Linked DNA regions of Mus musculus: region 2 is linked to region 1. The links are chromatin loops, found by intact Hi-C in ENCODE. Cell type or tissue: heart. All regions are shown on one strand. Links, peaks and the distances in the headings refer to the core of each region. The heading gives the core; the rest is flanking DNA. Region 1 overlaps Rhoj (ras homolog family member J). Region 2 overlaps Gm34613 (a long non-coding RNA gene).

The links. Hi-C counts contacts between places; a loop is a spot of excess contacts. Peaks named below come from ENCODE experiments on the same cell type or tissue, not always from the same donor. Only the 100,000 strongest peaks of a DNase experiment are listed, where the experiment ranks them.
Region 2: a loop joins it to region 1, with 7 times the contacts of the local background. A loop is called at or near these places in 2 of 42 quality-filtered maps.

What each region holds. Positions count from the first base shown.
Region 1 is chr12:75,361,653-75,369,987 of GRCm38, reverse strand. All of the region lies in intron 1 of Rhoj (ras homolog family member J), which reads right to left. Among named protein-coding and RNA genes, the nearest start is that of Gm34613, 50 kb to the left of the region's middle. In heart, for the core only: CTCF peaks have their summits at 293 and 1,278; DNase peaks (open chromatin) are centred at 367, 1,227 and 4,167.
Region 2 is chr12:75,420,428-75,428,762 of GRCm38, reverse strand. Gm34613 (a long non-coding RNA gene) reads right to left here. Exons shown (of 4, transcript XR_381695.3): 4 at 5,955-6,762. Among named protein-coding and RNA genes, the nearest start is that of Gphb5, 7.8 kb to the right of the region's middle. In heart, for the core only: no CTCF peak of the experiment used is centred there; no DNase peak of the experiment used is centred there.

The DNA.
Region 1 (8,335 bases), core at 238-8,237:
AGAAGGTATATCCTTTTGTTTTAGGATAAAATTTTCTGTAGATATCTGATAAATCCATTTGTTTCATAACTTCTGTTAGTTTCACTGTGGAAATGGGTTCTTTAAAGACCAGTTGCTTACCTAGTCATGGATCAAGAATGAATGGAAGAACTCCAGTTATTACAACATGGAATTTCCTGCCTCCAGTGAGCTGGGTTCATGGAGGTCAGGGCTGCTGTTCATGAGATCCTGCACACTGTTCTGTGACCCACAGGCCCAGGACCAAGAGCAGGCAAGCCTTAGAAGCCGAACCATCCCAGAGGCCATACTGAATACTGCAAATATTCCTAAGCAGTGGCTGTGACCTTTGTCACTAGAGTCCTGCTAGCCCAGCTCACACCCCCCTTTTCTTAGAGAACAGTTATTCCCCTCAGTTCCTTTTCCTTTGGCCCCCTCCTTTTCTCCTTGGCAGCTGGGACTCTAGGGAGTTCCACCAGGCCTGAGATAAGTGTGAGCAAGGTCCATTAAGCCGGCATTGGAGAGTCTGCATCCTGCCCCCCTTTCCTGGGCTGAGCTCAATATTGGAAAGAGAGAGAACAGATGCAGAACAAGTAAAAAATGTAGCCACGAGCAGTGTAGTATGCACAGGGTAGTGCAGAAGGCTGGGAGCATGGCTGAGCATGTGTGCATTTATACACTATGCCAGCATTTGGTCAGAGAAGGCTTTCTGGTGGAGATGTCTAAACCGAGTCTGTATGGTTGACCCTGTGTTTCCCAGGCTGTTGTGGATCTCCTATCAGCGTTTATTCTGAAAGCTTCATCAGGCTCCTAAAGTCCTTTGGCTAAGAAAATGGAAAGAAAAAAATGACGAGAATTTCCCTGAGTTAAGGTGGAATGGTGGTGGTGGTAGTGGTGGTGGCGGTGGCAGCAGCGGCAGCGGTGGCGGCTGTGGCAGCGGCGGTGGTGGGGAGAAGACAGTTGGGCAGTGGGGAGGAGACAGTTGTTGGTGTGGAAACGTGGTGGATTTTCAGTGTTGCTCTGTGAGCGCTGGAGGGATGCTAAAATCAGGGCTTAGGGCTTGTGTCCTTATCTTGGAGAGCCTCTTTATCTCCCTTTCCTGTTTCTGCTGGAGGACATCAGGGATGTCAGAGATAGAAGTCAATATCAGTTGTACAAGACAAGGCTTTGTGAGTCCTGGACCAGCAGTGGATGCCTTACTGCTTGCCAACCTGTGTCCCATGAGGCTCCGCAGCTTGGCAAGGAATTAGTCAACAACTCCACGGAAGGAAAGTACTGCCACCAAGTGTTAGCCATCCATGAAATGAGGTCACAGCAGGGTTGTTCGCCCCAGACCGCTCTGCCTTTGATTCCTTTCCATTGCTTTCCATCATTAGAGCAACCTTGGGGATACCATCAAGTATCCCTAAATCCTGTGTTTGTTTTCTACTAAAAACCGGTCCAGGTGATAGAAGGAGAGAACTGGCTACCACAGATTATCTTCTGACCTCCGGGAGTGTGCTGTGGCATGCCCCTCCCCTCCCCTAAATCAATGTAGCAAGAGTGTGGAATCATAGAGCGTTTGTGAGGAGGATGTGGAAGGAGATAATATCCAACTTATTTCACAGTAGATGCTGAAGAAATGTACCCAATAAGTGCCCTTTCTGAGGCCAGCCTGTCTTCCTTCCTGATTACCTTGTGCATATGAACTGTCACACGGTGGGATCTACACTGTGGGCCACTAGTTACTTTTTTACCCTAAATGATAGCTGTTCAAATCTGTTTTGTGTTCCCACTGAGGACAGAGGATAGAGGACAGAGGACAGAGGCCCATGCCCGGCACATATTCTGCCATAGGGAGTGAGTGGCTGTTGAATACTCAGAACAGGAACTCAGCACAGGGTCCACTCGTGGAGAAGAAGAGGGTCCTGGAGGGTCAAAGCTAGAGCTTCCCTGGCTGAACCCTGACTACAAATCTGCCGGGAAGGCCACACCCAGGCTATCTTCCCAGATCGCTTTCCAATTCTGGGAGCTTTTAGAGTTGGTTTCTGAACTTTAGTGACCTGTTAATAGCTTTGATGCTTCTCTCAAGAAAGTGTGAAAACATGCCCATGACCCGTTAAGTAGGTAAAATGAAGACTTTCCTCAAATCCATTAATCGCTGCTTCCTTCTGTTGGTTCTGGGGTGAATTGGAGTGGTTGATTTCTTGAGGCGTGTAAGCCAGGATACAAGTTTGCTCTCTTGAGGATCATTAACTTTTACCCAGAGAGAAAATAGCTGAAGCAGGACTCAGGCCTCATTCCCACAGCGTTTTAACATTTCGAAGCTATCTCATTTGCAACAGCAGAAGCGCTCTGACCATCAGTCCAGCCTCCAGGGGACTGGAGAATTGGGTTCAAAGCCTTTTCCTTGTTGGGTGGTAGCTGTCTCAGAGACTCAAAGTAAGCTTCTGAAGTCAAGTGTGATGAAGCCAGGTGAGTCCCATAGATAGATCCCAGATAAAGCAAGGTGAGCCCATTGAGCCAAACATTGAAAACGTCATGTTCCTTAGAGGGAAACCCCGTGCCTGTCAGTTCCCGGTGTGTGACCAGGTATCCATGTCACTCTTGTCTAGTGTACTCTCTCAGTGGTAGGCTAAAGCCCGACTGTGTGGTGTGGCGGATAGCACCACAGGAATGTTAGTTTGAAGGAAGAAGCCCTAACTTTTAGACCTTACCAAGGAACAGAGTATTAAGAGAGTTACACACGTGGCTCTCTGCTCATAGGTTTATGAACTGATGAACGAGCAAGCGGGCAAGATGGCGACTGTATCTAAAGAGCACTTTGAGGAGCTTGGCACTGGGCAGGCTGAGGCAGGAGGATCAAGAGTTCAAAGCTAACCTGTCCTACACAGCAAGACCTTACCTCAAAAACAAAACAAAAACACCTCTGTCCCTGCCAAAGGCTGCTTGAGCAAATTCGACGCCTACCCTAAGCCTTCTAAGTGTGTGTGTGTGTCCATTTTATTAAGGGGCAAATTCAGAGGCATCAAACATATCTGTTAGAGAGCAGTTAGTATGAATCTAGACAAAAGTACCGCTTTCCTAAATATAAGTGGTGGCAGATTCCTTCCTTGGGATCTCATCTTTCCAATGTCTGTCTGGACCCCTTCCCGCAGCCAGCCTAGTGCTGCTATTTGCACCAGCTCGCCCGAGCTGCTAAGTTCCCTCCTTGTCAGGGTCTCTCTTGTTTCTGGAACATCAGGCTGTATGTTTGTGTGAAACAGAGGGTACTTTAAAAGGTGCTTAAGCCCGAGGGGGAAAACCCAACAGGCTTCCCGAGAACTCCCTGGGATTCCAAGTAGAGAGCTGGGTTTCCTTTTCTTGCCCCTCCCCTTCTCTCCAGTTTTCATTTCCTTCTCCCCCATATCCTTTGAGACAATGTAGTATAGTCCAGGCTGCCCTTTAACTCACTCAGTAGACGTGTGTGTGTGTGTGTGTGTGTGTGTGTGTGTGTGTGTGTGTGTATCTCTATCTCTCTATCTCTATCTTCTCTCTATATATACCAAGACAACTAGAATCCCATTCAAACAAGGCAGGGTACCACTGTCATGCACTGTCTGGCCCTGGCTGTGTTTCTCTTTGCCCTTAATGACGTCTGCTGTGATCAGAGATGTGTCATACACTTGAGTCCATTTTCTAATTTCCCTGCAGTTTGAACACGGAGAACTAATTGGAGCCCTGGGCTCCCTGGGAAACAACCCTGGGACCTCGAGAAAGCCATAGCTTTCCTAAGCCTCCATTTTTTTTTTCTTATTGGCAAGTTGAAGAACAAAAACTATCAGGAAAGAGAACATTTTGATGATTCCAAGAGTGTGGCGTGGTGTCGCTGAGCCAGCACCTTCTTAACGAGCAATAGTCTGGGAACGGGGTTTCCTGGAAAGATGTCGGTATGATTCTGGGTGTGGGATGGATGCTCAGGAAAAATATTTGCATGGTCAGGATTTATTTGAGGAAGAAGAATGGGGGGGAGGGGGAGGCCTGGGGTGGGCTGGAGGAGGCGTGGGAAGAGCTCTGGACTCAGAGCTGACTTAGACTCGAGTGAGGCCAAGCCAAAGAAAGCTCCAGACAGCCGCACCCCGGCTCCTCAGCCTTGCTAGGCCTCGCCCTTCCTTCTTCAGGATTCTTGGATTCCATCTCTTTCCATTCTATTCCCTAAATATCTGTATGCTGAGTCGTTTTCGCCATCCTTATAGCTGTCCCCATGCAGGCAGGCAGGCTCCGTCCTGTCACTTGGAAAAATCTCCTAATCTTCTCGGTCTTCAGGTCCCACGCCCTGTGTTTCATCCTCAGCCCCCAAGAGAAGGTGCAGAGGGAAAGCCAAGTAAGAGCAGACCTGATCCTGGTCACCGGTCTCTGGCTCACCTTCCTAATTCTCTCTTATTTCTTTCTGGGCCACAGCTGATCAAAAGCTTTTGTAATCATACTCATGGTGCTTTTGCTGGCGCTCTTTCTCTGAGATGCTGGAAAGAAGAATCTGGAATACTTGTTCCACACTTAGCCTGGAAAAATCTGCTTCCCTAACCCCTTCCTGTCCTGCAGGAACCTAAACCATTTCCATGTTTACTTTCTTTTTGAGTTTCTGTTTTTTATGTTTTAAATCTGTTTTTTTTTTCTATGTGTGTGTATTCATATCTGTGCAGGTGCACATGTGTGTATGCACATATGTACGGAGGACAGAGGAAATCTCAACTGCTGTTTCTTTCTTTTTTTTGTTTTTTGTTTTTTGTTTTTGTTTTTTTTTTTTCAAGACAGAGTTTCTCTGTGTCGCTCTGGCTGTCCTGGAACTTACTCTGTAGACCAGGCTGGCCTTGAACTCAGAAATCTGCCTGCCTCTGCCTCCCAAATGCTGGGATTAAAGGCATGCACCACCACTTAAAAGAGCTGTTTATCTGTTTTTCGTTTTTTTGTTTTTGTTTTTTCCAAAAGAGGGGTCTCTCACTGGCTAGGATATCACTCTGTGGGTTAGGCAGATTGACCAATGAGCTCTCGGAATCTGCTTGTCTCTGCCTCGTCAGAGTTACGATTATAAGCATGCACCAACACGGCCAGCATTTTAATGTAAGTTCTGGGTATCTAACTTAGGTCTTTGTGCTTATTGATGGGGCCATCTCCTCAGCCATGGCCGGATACTATTTATTCTCATGTCTGGATGCTAGCAAATCTCAGCTATGCTGCTACATAGATAGTGTCTGGGTGGCTGAAGTGTATATTAAACGCCAACCAAACTGACGCTTTTCTCTGAGGCATCTTTGATATTTTCCAAAAGGTCACTGTGAACTTTACTGGACATTGAATGGCAGGATGGGGTCACTGGTCCGATGTCCCTCACTGCAGCTGGTCCACCTGTTGTGAGGGAGGCCATGGAAACATGGCCTCTCTGGTTGGCGTCTGAGCTCATGGTGGTCCTCTAGTTTGATAGTCAACAGTGGCAGATACATCTCTGTCAGTAGGACAGGACCATTGACCATGTGTCCTGAGGTTCCCATATAGCCAGATAAGCCTGACATTAGCCACAAAATACAGAGGAATTATCACCTTGATTTTAGAAAGAAGTGACCAGTTTATAAGAAAAATCTGTATATGGGAGCTGTGGCCCACAATAAGGTCCCCTGTACAGAGAGACTCTTTAGAAATACACTCTTACCCCTTTTAACAGAGCCATACATTGCACATGAAGAAAACCATAAAGAAAGGACTGACATATCTGATTTAAAAATGAAAAGTACACGTTCTATAAAATGCTCATAATATAAGAAAGCCAGGTCTTCTCTTTTGCATATGAGCACACTTTCTTTTTAACAACTTGATTAACTTGCATGTGTCCATGCTTGTATGTGTGCACGTGAATGCTGGGACTTGAGGCAGTCAGAACTGGCCATCAGATCTCTTGGAGCTGGTGTTCCTGATGTGGGTGCTGAGATTTGAACTCTGGACCTCATGATTGAGCAACAAGCTCTCCTCCAGCCCCAAGCATACTAACGCATATTTATTCTTTTCTGTGTATGAGTGTTTTACCTGTATGTATGTATGTGTATTATATGTGTTTGTGTGTGTGTGTGTGTGTGTGTGTATTTGCCCATGGAGGCCAGAAGAGGGCATAGAATCCCCTGAAATTGGAATTATAGATGGTTGTGAGTCGCCTTGTTGGTGCTTGGAACTGAACCCAGGTCGTCTGCAAGATCAGAAAGTGCCTTTAAGTGCTGAGCTATCTTACCAGCTCCTAAACCATACTTCCTAATCAATAACAATTACTTCTAAAGGAAATTTAAAAAATATTGATATTTGACCAAAATACAAAGGAATAATGAATATTCAAGTCAAAAATTCAAATTAAACTGATACAGTCTTTGGCCTGTAAATAGCAATGATAAATCAAAAGGTACCAGTCAGGCTGAATGGAACATGTCTGCAAGTCCAGCTACTCAGTAGGCTGAGGCAGAAGACTCATAAGTTTGAGGCCAGCCTGGCCAAAAGAGTTTAGTGGCAGAGTGCTTTTATAGGCCTGGCATATTGCGGCCCTGGGTTACCATACCCAGTAACACGCACAGACACATAGACACACAGACACAGAGACATAGACACATGGGGGTATTGAGGGAGAGTGCTAGTACTTACAAATGCTTACATTAATTTATGTGGGTGCTCACCCACTGTTGGAGAAGATGTAAATTTGCTCAAGATTTTTTGGAAAGTTGTTTGGCGATAGATGAAATGTCTGAGGATGAAATCTGATTTTCCCCTGTCTGCCTCAGCACTCCTTTCAGGAATGTGTTTCAGGAACGATCATACACATGCACACTAATGTATACATAAGAATATTCATCAGTTTATAACAGCTAGTGGCCTAAACCGTCACCTATCAAGGACAGGTTCTCATCAGTTACAGAGCACCGTCACAAAGGAACCTGGTAGGAGCAAGGAGGAGTGTGGCAAGAGACTAAAGACATCATACTTAGAGAAACAGGAGAAGATTCCACAGCGCATACATGAGAGATGCACGCGGCACTCTTATTCTTTCATGCGTGTTATTGCAGGCATGTGAAACCATCTTTAAAACAGCCGAGCGCTCTGAAATAGTGGCGGACGTTCTGCCGTTGTCATGGCTGCCTACAGACCGGCTTGCGTATCATCTAAGTCACCTCTTATTAAGCTGTTTCGTGTCTTCCGTGTTCGCTCTCTGAAGCTTTCCTGTCAGGCTCATCCAGAGTTATTTTATGCTCTAGATAGAGCCTGCATTTTTATGAGGACGGAGTGTAATGACTGGCTTGCCTCGAGTGGGTGCGTGCGGGGCTGCCGAGCCAGCCACCTCTCCCGGAGGAGCAGAACAAGCCCTGGATTCTCTACCTGCATTGGCTTTTTGAAGGCACCAAGGACACGTAGTGTACTTGTGAGTGCTGGCATCTCCCGGAGCGTGCTACTTGCCCACTGAAGTGCACGCGCTGTAGAGACAGCAGCAGGAAACTGAGAGCAGCTCTTTATTGCCATCCAGGCACAGTGGGAAAACCAGATGAGAAAATACACATTATATCTCTCCTCTTTACCTTCTTCTCTGCAGCATTGTGAGACAATTTGGAGAACACGAAGCCATTCTTTCTTTTGTGCTTGTTACCCTTAGGTTATATGTATTCATCCGTCTCTTTGTTACTCAGTTGAGGATTTATGTATTTGTGAGCTTTTTCTTTGTTCCATTTATCTTTATTTAATATCCATAACTGAATAGGCCTTCTTTTCAGATAACAAATAAGGAGTTCTTTCCAGGTAAAAATTGGGGACCTTATGATATACTTCTTTATATATGACAAGAAATATGAATATTAAGCAAGCATATTCTTTAGTGCTGCTACACTCTGTATTCACTGTGAAATGAGGCATATTAGAGACACCAAAGAAATGAAAGAAAATACAAATATTTACTGATTAATATTTGATGGGTCATTACAATAGGAAATATGTATGTATATATTTATAAATCTAGACACTTATTTGACAATTAGAGCTGAAACAGCTTTCTATAACAAATACGCGAGAGATCATTATTCCTTGTTATATTCTTGTATATTTTCTATATATATCTACATTACATTGATATATAATATATATATTTATACATATATTATATTCTTAGCATTTGTATGAGGTAAACACTTACTACATTTATGTTCTTGTTCGGTTTTTTTTCCTAATTGTTTTTCCCCAAATCATCTGAAGTTAAACATGCAGTTCTATCTAAAGATGTTTCTCAGCAACACAGGATGCCCGGCTAGCCAGTTACATAAGGTCAGGAAAGAGTGAGAGATGCCAAAGAGCTGAGAGTACA
Region 2 (8,335 bases), core at 307-8,306, 59 kb before region 1:
GGCAGGCTGTCCATCAAACCTACTTCTCGTATTCTCTATATTTCCCGAAGAGGAGAATACTTCATTTTCTGCTCTTTAAGTAACTGATTATTCACAGAATCCAGAGAACTCGTGGACTCACACAGGAAGATCCTGCCCTGGTGGGTGGTCAAGTGTCACATGGTGGGAAGGAAAATAGGAGATATGAGGTTGGCCTGTGCCTTCAGGGTGCTGGTTGCTAAGGTTTGTCCATGTCTCACATGTGGTCATCTCAAAACTCTTGGCATTTTGTGAGGACACTTACTAACCTACTCCAGACTTTCATCTAGATATGGAACCAAATTTTGGCTGCCTGACTATTCACTTTTCTGCCAATATTTGTCAAAATATCCATGACACAGTTTTAAGTTTGGGAGAAAATGGTGATAAAATTCTACATTAGCATTAGACTGTCAGGGCTTACTTCCCATAGATGATGGAGATAAAGACATGAGTGGAAGAATCTAGCATATCCACTTGGAGCTAATGATTCTGTAGGAGGTTGAGCAAGTGGGGTGTTGGTGATGTGGGGTGTGAAAGGGATCCTGAAGGGGACCCATGTCACACATGTGTGAAGGTCTAGGGAAGGCTGAAGGACGAGAGCATCAACCAAGCCACTGCCCAGAGGTGGAGCAGCAGCAGCTAAGGCAAGGGAAGGGTCAGTGTCGCAGCCAGAGGAGGAAGAGGTGAGCTTTGGGAGGGGCAGGAGAGGACCCCTGTTAGATGGGTTGTGGTTTATGCTGAGTTATGAGGAAAAGTGAAAAGTTTCAACGAGAGCACACAAGTCAGGATGAGACTGAGAAAAAGTCTTTCTAGCCACAGTGAACCAAGAAGGAGGGATCAGGTACCAGTAGAAAGGTCATCAAGGATGCTGAAGAAGGCAGTCTAAGTTGTGTGTGTTTCTGTGTACGCATGTGCACATGCACACGTACGTGTGTAGGACTATGCCACAGGTAGCTGTCTTCAATGAATCTTCAGTGATGTTATTTACAGAGGTGGGAAGTGCAAGATTAAACAGGTGGGATAGGTCTGGAAAGAAAGATAATGAGCTTTGGGGGCAGGGGGTGATGTCTTCAGGAGACAATGGTGCCGGACACCCGAGTAAGGAGAAGCAGGCAGGGAGGTAATGTCTGGAACGGACAGGTTCATGCTCACTCCTCAGGCTGGCTCTGTGCTGCTCACTCTGACCCTCTGCTGTCCTCCACTCCGCCTTGTAAGCTTAAATCAAAGGCCTTTGCTCTGCCCTGTTCTTGAGTCTACATCTCCAGTCTCTGGGCAGTATTACAGGGCTTGGGTGGGTAGCGTTGGGTAGCACTGATCCCAAGGGACACTGACTCTAGAACCAGGAAGCCATAGGCACAGACAGGGAAGGTCTTAGCCGTACACATCCTGCTGGTGACTGCTCCCAGCTCTCATGGTTTCGTGACCTTTTATTGTATTTTCCTACACGTCAGCCTCTGCCTGTCCTGCCTGGGGTGCTGAGTTTTTTCCACTTGAATGCTTTGTGATGAGATTCTCCCGATGTTTTTGATTTTTATTAGTTTCTCTTCTCTGGAGTTGATTATTCTTCTGGCTTCATCGTTCACTGAACGTCAAAGCTATCTCGACTTGGGAGGCATTTCTCTCTTTGATTCAGTTTGACGCAATTTCTTCAGCACTGATTCAGTCAGCCACAAGGGCACATTCCAGAACCCAAGCCTCTCAGATAAGCCATTAGGCTCAGTAGATGAGAAATCTTGGTTCTGGATAAATAAGCATTTTGATAAACTCTTAAAAAAAATTCTTTCCCATGGGCTCCTTGCTACCTTAAACTTAGAGACATTTGTGTGCTATTGACCTAGGCTCAGCTGCTGAGAACTTGGCTTTTTGTCTTTTACAGTTTTTTTTTTTTTATTAAATAAAGTTCTTTGACAGTTTTATGGGTGTAGTGAATTTTAGTTGTTTTCACCCCCACTAACTCCTCACCCGCTCCTCTGCTGACACTGTTTTTCTCAAAAAGTCTCCTTCCTAGTTTCAAGTCATCATGGCTAATTCCGTTAACATCTTTGAACTTCAGTAAGTAAGACACAGCAAGAGGATTTAGACAGAACTAAACTCTCTGGACACCACCCAACCATGATTGCCCCCCATGTTGCTCTGAGCCCTTGAGCTATGGTGAGTTTGAATGTGGTGTTCTATGAATTATAGGGTCTCAGACCTTAGCATGAAAACAAAACAAAACAAACAAACAAACAAAACCCCACAACCTACCAGAACACCAGCATTCATCAACGATTACATATTAACACACTAGCATAAATTCTATTCTATTTCTGGTACTTTGGCAACTAGGTCAGTTACTGGAATTACTCTCTTCTTCTCATTTCACCTCTATAGTGTGGTTACCAGGAACCCCAACATGTCCATGCACTTCTTTGTCAATGTCTCAGCTTCATGGGGTGCAGCCTGAATGGTATCTATCAGCTGAAGCTGGCGGTGGAGTCACCTATTCCTGATGGTCCAGTCCGTCCCCTCACTGTGCTCCATAGGGTCTCCTGCAGCACCCAGCCCCATCCTGCCTGCTGCCCCGACCTCTAGGATTCTACCCTAGCACTGTTCCAAGCTGTGAGGAACCAGAGCCTCATCATGCTCTCTGCTGTGTCTTTAGTGACTCATTCAACAGATGGTTTCAGTAATTAATTAGTCACCCAGACAGTGCTGCAATCCCTGGGGATATAGCAATGAACAGGAAAAAGACCCTGATTACACATAGTCTTTGCCTGGGGTGAAGCGACCCTTTTCCTCTGTCACCTCCCGCGGCATTTTATGTTTGTCTTTTTAAAAAACGTTGTGCTTTTATTTATATGTATTGTATGAGGCTATGTGTGTGTATGCACACATAGAACACATGCGGGGGTGTCCACAGAGGCTAGAGAGGGTTGGCTTATATAGTAGTATCCAGATGACTAGATTCTTAATATAAAACTATTCCAACAAATTAATATGAAAAAGGTCCAGAGTGCAGCTGAAAGCGAGAAAAGGAAAAGAGGAGGGAAATATCACTGGATCTCAAATCTGGAAAGATCTAAATTCATTCATAAAAACACCTCTAATAAACAAATGAGAGGAATCTGGAGTGACAGGTCCTCTTCCACAGGTACACACGGCGGGTCAGTGTGTGGACGGTGCAAAACTAAGATGCTATCCCGCAGTCTGTCCAGTCGGATTTTAATTCCATGTGGCAATTCCAGTTCTTAGAATGGTTTTTTTTTTTTCCTTTTTGGTACGGAATCTATAAGGGTAAATTATGAGTCATGCTCAATGCGTTTTCTTGAAAACTTTATTTAAACAAAGACTTGTCTCTACAACTGCTTAATAACTGTAATCCAGCCATTCCCTGTGCATTTCTTACATTTCCCAGACTAACTAACCTGGGAAGGGGACTTGAGAGTCTTGTAAGCTTTGTGTGTTTCCTGAGTCTATAAAGTTTCTCATGAGTTTCATGAATCTGGCAACCTCCTTGGTCCCTCCAGAAGGGAGTGTTTCAATCCCAAGGAACGACTGCACATCATCAGGTTCCCAGCTTTATTCACAACTACACTGTATGTGGTTACTGTAACTATAACACTTAGGGGGCGCTCAACAAAACATGGAAGGAAGAGAAGGAAAGAGAAAGGGAGAAAGTTCCTGACACATAGTAGGTGCTTGATTCATACCTGTGAATTGAGGAAGTGGGAAGAACCTGTCATACAATAGGTGCTTGATTCATACATGTGAGTTGAGGAAGGGAGAAAGTGACTGGCACATAGTAGGCTCTTGCTTCGCACCTGTGAAGTGGTATAATGAGTGCTGTGCAGAGAAGTCAGGCTCTCCTCTTCCCTTCTTCACACATAGTCACATCCTTGAAGACTATGGGGCCAAGAGCAGGAGTCCTTTCTGCATACAGTCGATATCTACCAAGTAGAGTTCTATTGCATCCAAGCGTAGCTAACAACAATCTTGCCATTGTCTGTGAGACTCCTTGTGGAATTACCCTTCTGGCTTGAGGACCCAGAAGCCTTGTGGACCCGTTCCAAGGAGAATACAGGATGCACTTGCAATAAAGAAAGCTTCTTTGTGACTCATGAAACTCATCTTTTTTCCTCTTGGTTAGACATGTGCCTGCTATGCCCTGCAGAACCACGATATCCAGAAGTGGCGGAGTCAGGCGGAAATAAAAACAATTCAGTCCCTAAATGACGTGCCCCTTAATTCAAAATAAATCTGTGGCAGCCGACAGATACTTCTTTCAGATGGTTCTGAGAAAGGCTTGGCTTGTCCTAGCAAAGTTAGACACAGGCTTCATTATTTTTAGTCTTGTTAAAAGAAGTCACCATAGCAACGGCACCATCATCTAGGACAAATGTTATCTCTTTGAGTCAATAACACCAAGAGCTGTCCCACAAATATCTAGTGTTGTCAGAAGAAGAATTGACTTTCCAATAAAATTAATTTCTTCTGAAAGTCTTCCCCTATTCATCTTCATTTGTGAGCCCAGAAGTTTCCTTCCTCACAAATAAGAGATAGGAAAAGCAATCTCCAACTTTGTAAGGGCTGAGACTGCCCTGGCTCGTATCTGTTTGTAGAAAGTGATTGATTCTATTAGTTCCTTAAAACATGTAATTTCATTTGTGGCTTTTAAATCACCCACGGGACGCATGGCAGTAATTACTTTGACCCTCGGGCAGAGAATGTGCATTCTGAGAGAGCAGAGGGAGCCACGGTGAGGCAGGGATGCTCCTAACCTCCTAGGATGTCTTTCCAAGTGACAGAGCAGTCAGCTTAGTCCCTGTGGAGTAATATGAACCAGAATGTGGTGGCTGGCTTCGGCAGCTTGACTAGTCACATAAACTTACAGTATACTGACTTTCCAGCAATGGTAAACTGGTCCTTAACGGTTAAATGGAACCTTCAACCTTATCTGCTTCTTGGACTGAAAAAGCATATTAATTTTGGTGTCAGATCAAAGCACCAATGATAACTAGAGAAGAAAGTTGAGCCCCACCCCCCCCAGGACTCTGCTTCTGAATGCTGCTAAGACCTCACAGCCCCCACCCCCAGATTTGCCTCTTCTAGTCTAAGATTCCTTTGCACCCACCCTGTGACATTTAATAACTTTGAAATCAGGATATGCCTAATATTTCTTGGCATGGTGCAGCATTTTAGTGGCAGTTTTTAATTTGGGGGAAGGGGTACATGACACATTTCCCAGGAAGGAAAGGATAATGCCATTCTTTACTTACACATCAAGGAGCAGGCACCCTGAAAAGCAATGTGGAAGCATACTTTGATCAAATCTTTGAAAGAAGATGTATTTATTCGATTTTTTTTTATGTGTAAGTGTGTCTGTGTGTTTGTCTGTATGTACTCACATCTTTGCCCCAAGCCAGAAGAGATCAGAAGGTGTTGAGTCCACAGATGGATAAGCTTATAAAGAAAGAGGGTCATTATGATTGTGTTCTGGAACCATAAGATTAAGGACTACATCTGGTGATGGCTTTCTCAGTGACAGTCTTGAGATGACAAAGCGTCCAGAGCTGGAGACAGGTGGTGCACGTGCACAGGTGTCTTCTGGGTTTCTCCTCTTCGTATAAAATAAAGATTCAAGCTTGAAGTCTCTACCTTGGAGCCTTCAGTAATCAACTCCCAAAGGTCCCCCTCCCCTCCCCCACCTTCTTTCAAAACAATAAACCAAGAAGGTCATGATAGTCTAAACCTGTAATCTCACAGATGACATGACAGACATCTCAAGAGGAGTTGCGGGCATCTAAAAAAATAGTTTTTATTTTATGTGTATGCGTGTTTTGCTTGTATATACATTTGTGTGCTATGTGCATGCCTGATGCCCAAGGAGGTCAGAAGAGGGCACTGGATCATCTGGAACTAGAGTTAACAGGTGGTTGTGAGTCTCCATGTGAGTGCTGGCAACCAAAATCTTGGTCCTCTGCAAGAAGAGCAAGTGCTCTTAACCACCAAGCCAACTTTCCAACCCACTTAATTATTTGCTTTTTCAACACCACATACCTGGTTCCCTCTATGAACTTGGCAATAGAATGAATTTAGTGAATGACCCAGATGAGGTCCTTGACTTCATAGATGTTATAAGTAGCAAAACAAAACAAAACAAAAACAAACAAACATACAAAGAAGGCAGTTCTATTGGAGGCAGGGTGCCTGTCTCAAGCACACGGTTGCCTCGGGAACAAGCTGGACTCACTAGTGGGTGAGCTTCGTCCCTTGACCTCCTTGACCTTTCTGCTTTGAAGGTGTTGGCTTCCTGAACACGCTCCAGGAGCTTCCAGATATGTTCTTTCAAACCACTTGGAGTTCTGGGGTTTTGAGAGAGACACATCTGAAGCCACCAACATCTGCTTCTGAAAATGGAAAGGGAACACAGCCAAACAACCATGCCAGAGGCGTCCATCACCCCACAGGTTGCAATCTCCTTGAGAAGACAACGGTTTGCATCTCCCCCATTACTCAGGAGGTGAGGTACCGCATCATACACTCCCTGACTGTTTGGATTTCCTTACCTTGTGAGGTCATGGTCTTCATTTTGTTTTTCTTTTCTGTGACTTCTTCATTTTGCACAGGAAGAACCAGGCTTTGATCTTCACGGGTGCAGGAGGCATTGTTGTAAAGCTGGGGAGACCTCCAAGTCTGTGAGGAACCAAGATGCTGTGACACTCACACAGGGTCACTGTGCTTCAAACTGCCATCAAAGCACTGTGTCAAAACAGAGACACATGTGACAGCATGCTGAGAACACATCTCATGATCACCCTCACTTCTTTTAAAGATTTGATTAAAAAAATTTAGAGCATTTCATCCATAAGTACAGGATTCACACCATTTTGCTCCTCCCTCTTCTCCTCCAACACCCTCCCATATTCCCCTTCCTCAAATTCATAGACTCTTTCCCTTTAATTATTTATTGTTACACGTATGCACATGGGGACATAACCTATGAGCCTGTTTACCGTTACTCCAATGTACATGTGTTTATGGCTAGCTCTCTGGGACTAGACAACCTACCAGGAAGCTCACCCCTGGGGAAAATGGACCTTTTCCCCTCTCTTGGCAGCTATTGATTTCCTGTAACTCTTCATCTAGGGATGTGACCTTGTGAGGTTTCCCATAATGTGCTGGCATGTCCCCTAGTGGTGTCATTATGCAGATCTTGTTTAGGCAGCCATATTGTTGCCATTTCATGGGTACAGCTTTCCTGTCATGTCTAGAAGACACAATCTTGCAGCAGGCATCCTGGTTATCTGGTCTTACAATCTTTCTGTCCTTCATCCCCACAATTTTCCCTGAGCCTTAGTTAGGTTCAGATGTACCAGCTGAGACTGGCACACCACAGTCCTTTATTCTTAGCATTTTGACTAGTTGTTGATCTCTGGAGTAACTTCTATCTTCAGCAAAAGAAGCTTATTTGATAAGATCTACAGTTATCTGTGGGCAAAAGATAAGTATTTAGAATATGATTAGGAAATTGATTTAAGAAAACTGTACTAACTAGTAGGTTCTCCTCTAAGATCCATAATCTCCATAGCCATGGGTAGTTGGCTAGGTTAGAGTCCCAGGTATGAATTCCCTCCTATTGAGAAGGCTTAAGTCCACTTAGACAGCTGTTGAGTATCCCCCAAGACAAAAGTGTTATTGTGGAACCATTAGGGACATCTTGCGGGGCTGGTCATTGGTGTGGTTTGAAGGCTTTATGTCTGTGTAGGACGACTTGATTGTTTCTTCTTCCTCTGAAGTACCTTCTGATACTGTGAGCTATGCTACAGTTTCTTTACGTGTTCATCATTTGACTGGCATCTGCTGCTTTCATGTCTACACTGTTGTAAATAGTGCCACAGTAAGCGTGAGCATGCGGGATGGCTGTTGTATGGTGACTTAGACTCTGTTGGTGTATAGTCAAGAGTGGGATGGTTGAATCATATGGGAGTTCTGGTTTTTAATTTAGATTTTAGCAGAATCTTCCTCCAGTTCTCCATAGTGGCTGGACTAATTTGTGTTCTCAACAGTATGTAAGTGTCCCCTTTCCCAACATGTTCACTAATATTTTTCTAAAAAAAAAAATTCATCTATTTTATGTATGTGAGTTCACTGTAGCTGTTTTCAGACACACCAGAAGAGGGAATCAGATCCCATTACAGATTGTTGTGAACCACCATGTGGTTGCTGAGAATTGAACTCAGGATCTCAGGAAGAGCAGTCAGTGTTCTTAACCTCTGAGCCATCTCTCCAGACCTCATTAACATTTATTGTTTTTTGTTTGTTTGTTTGTTTG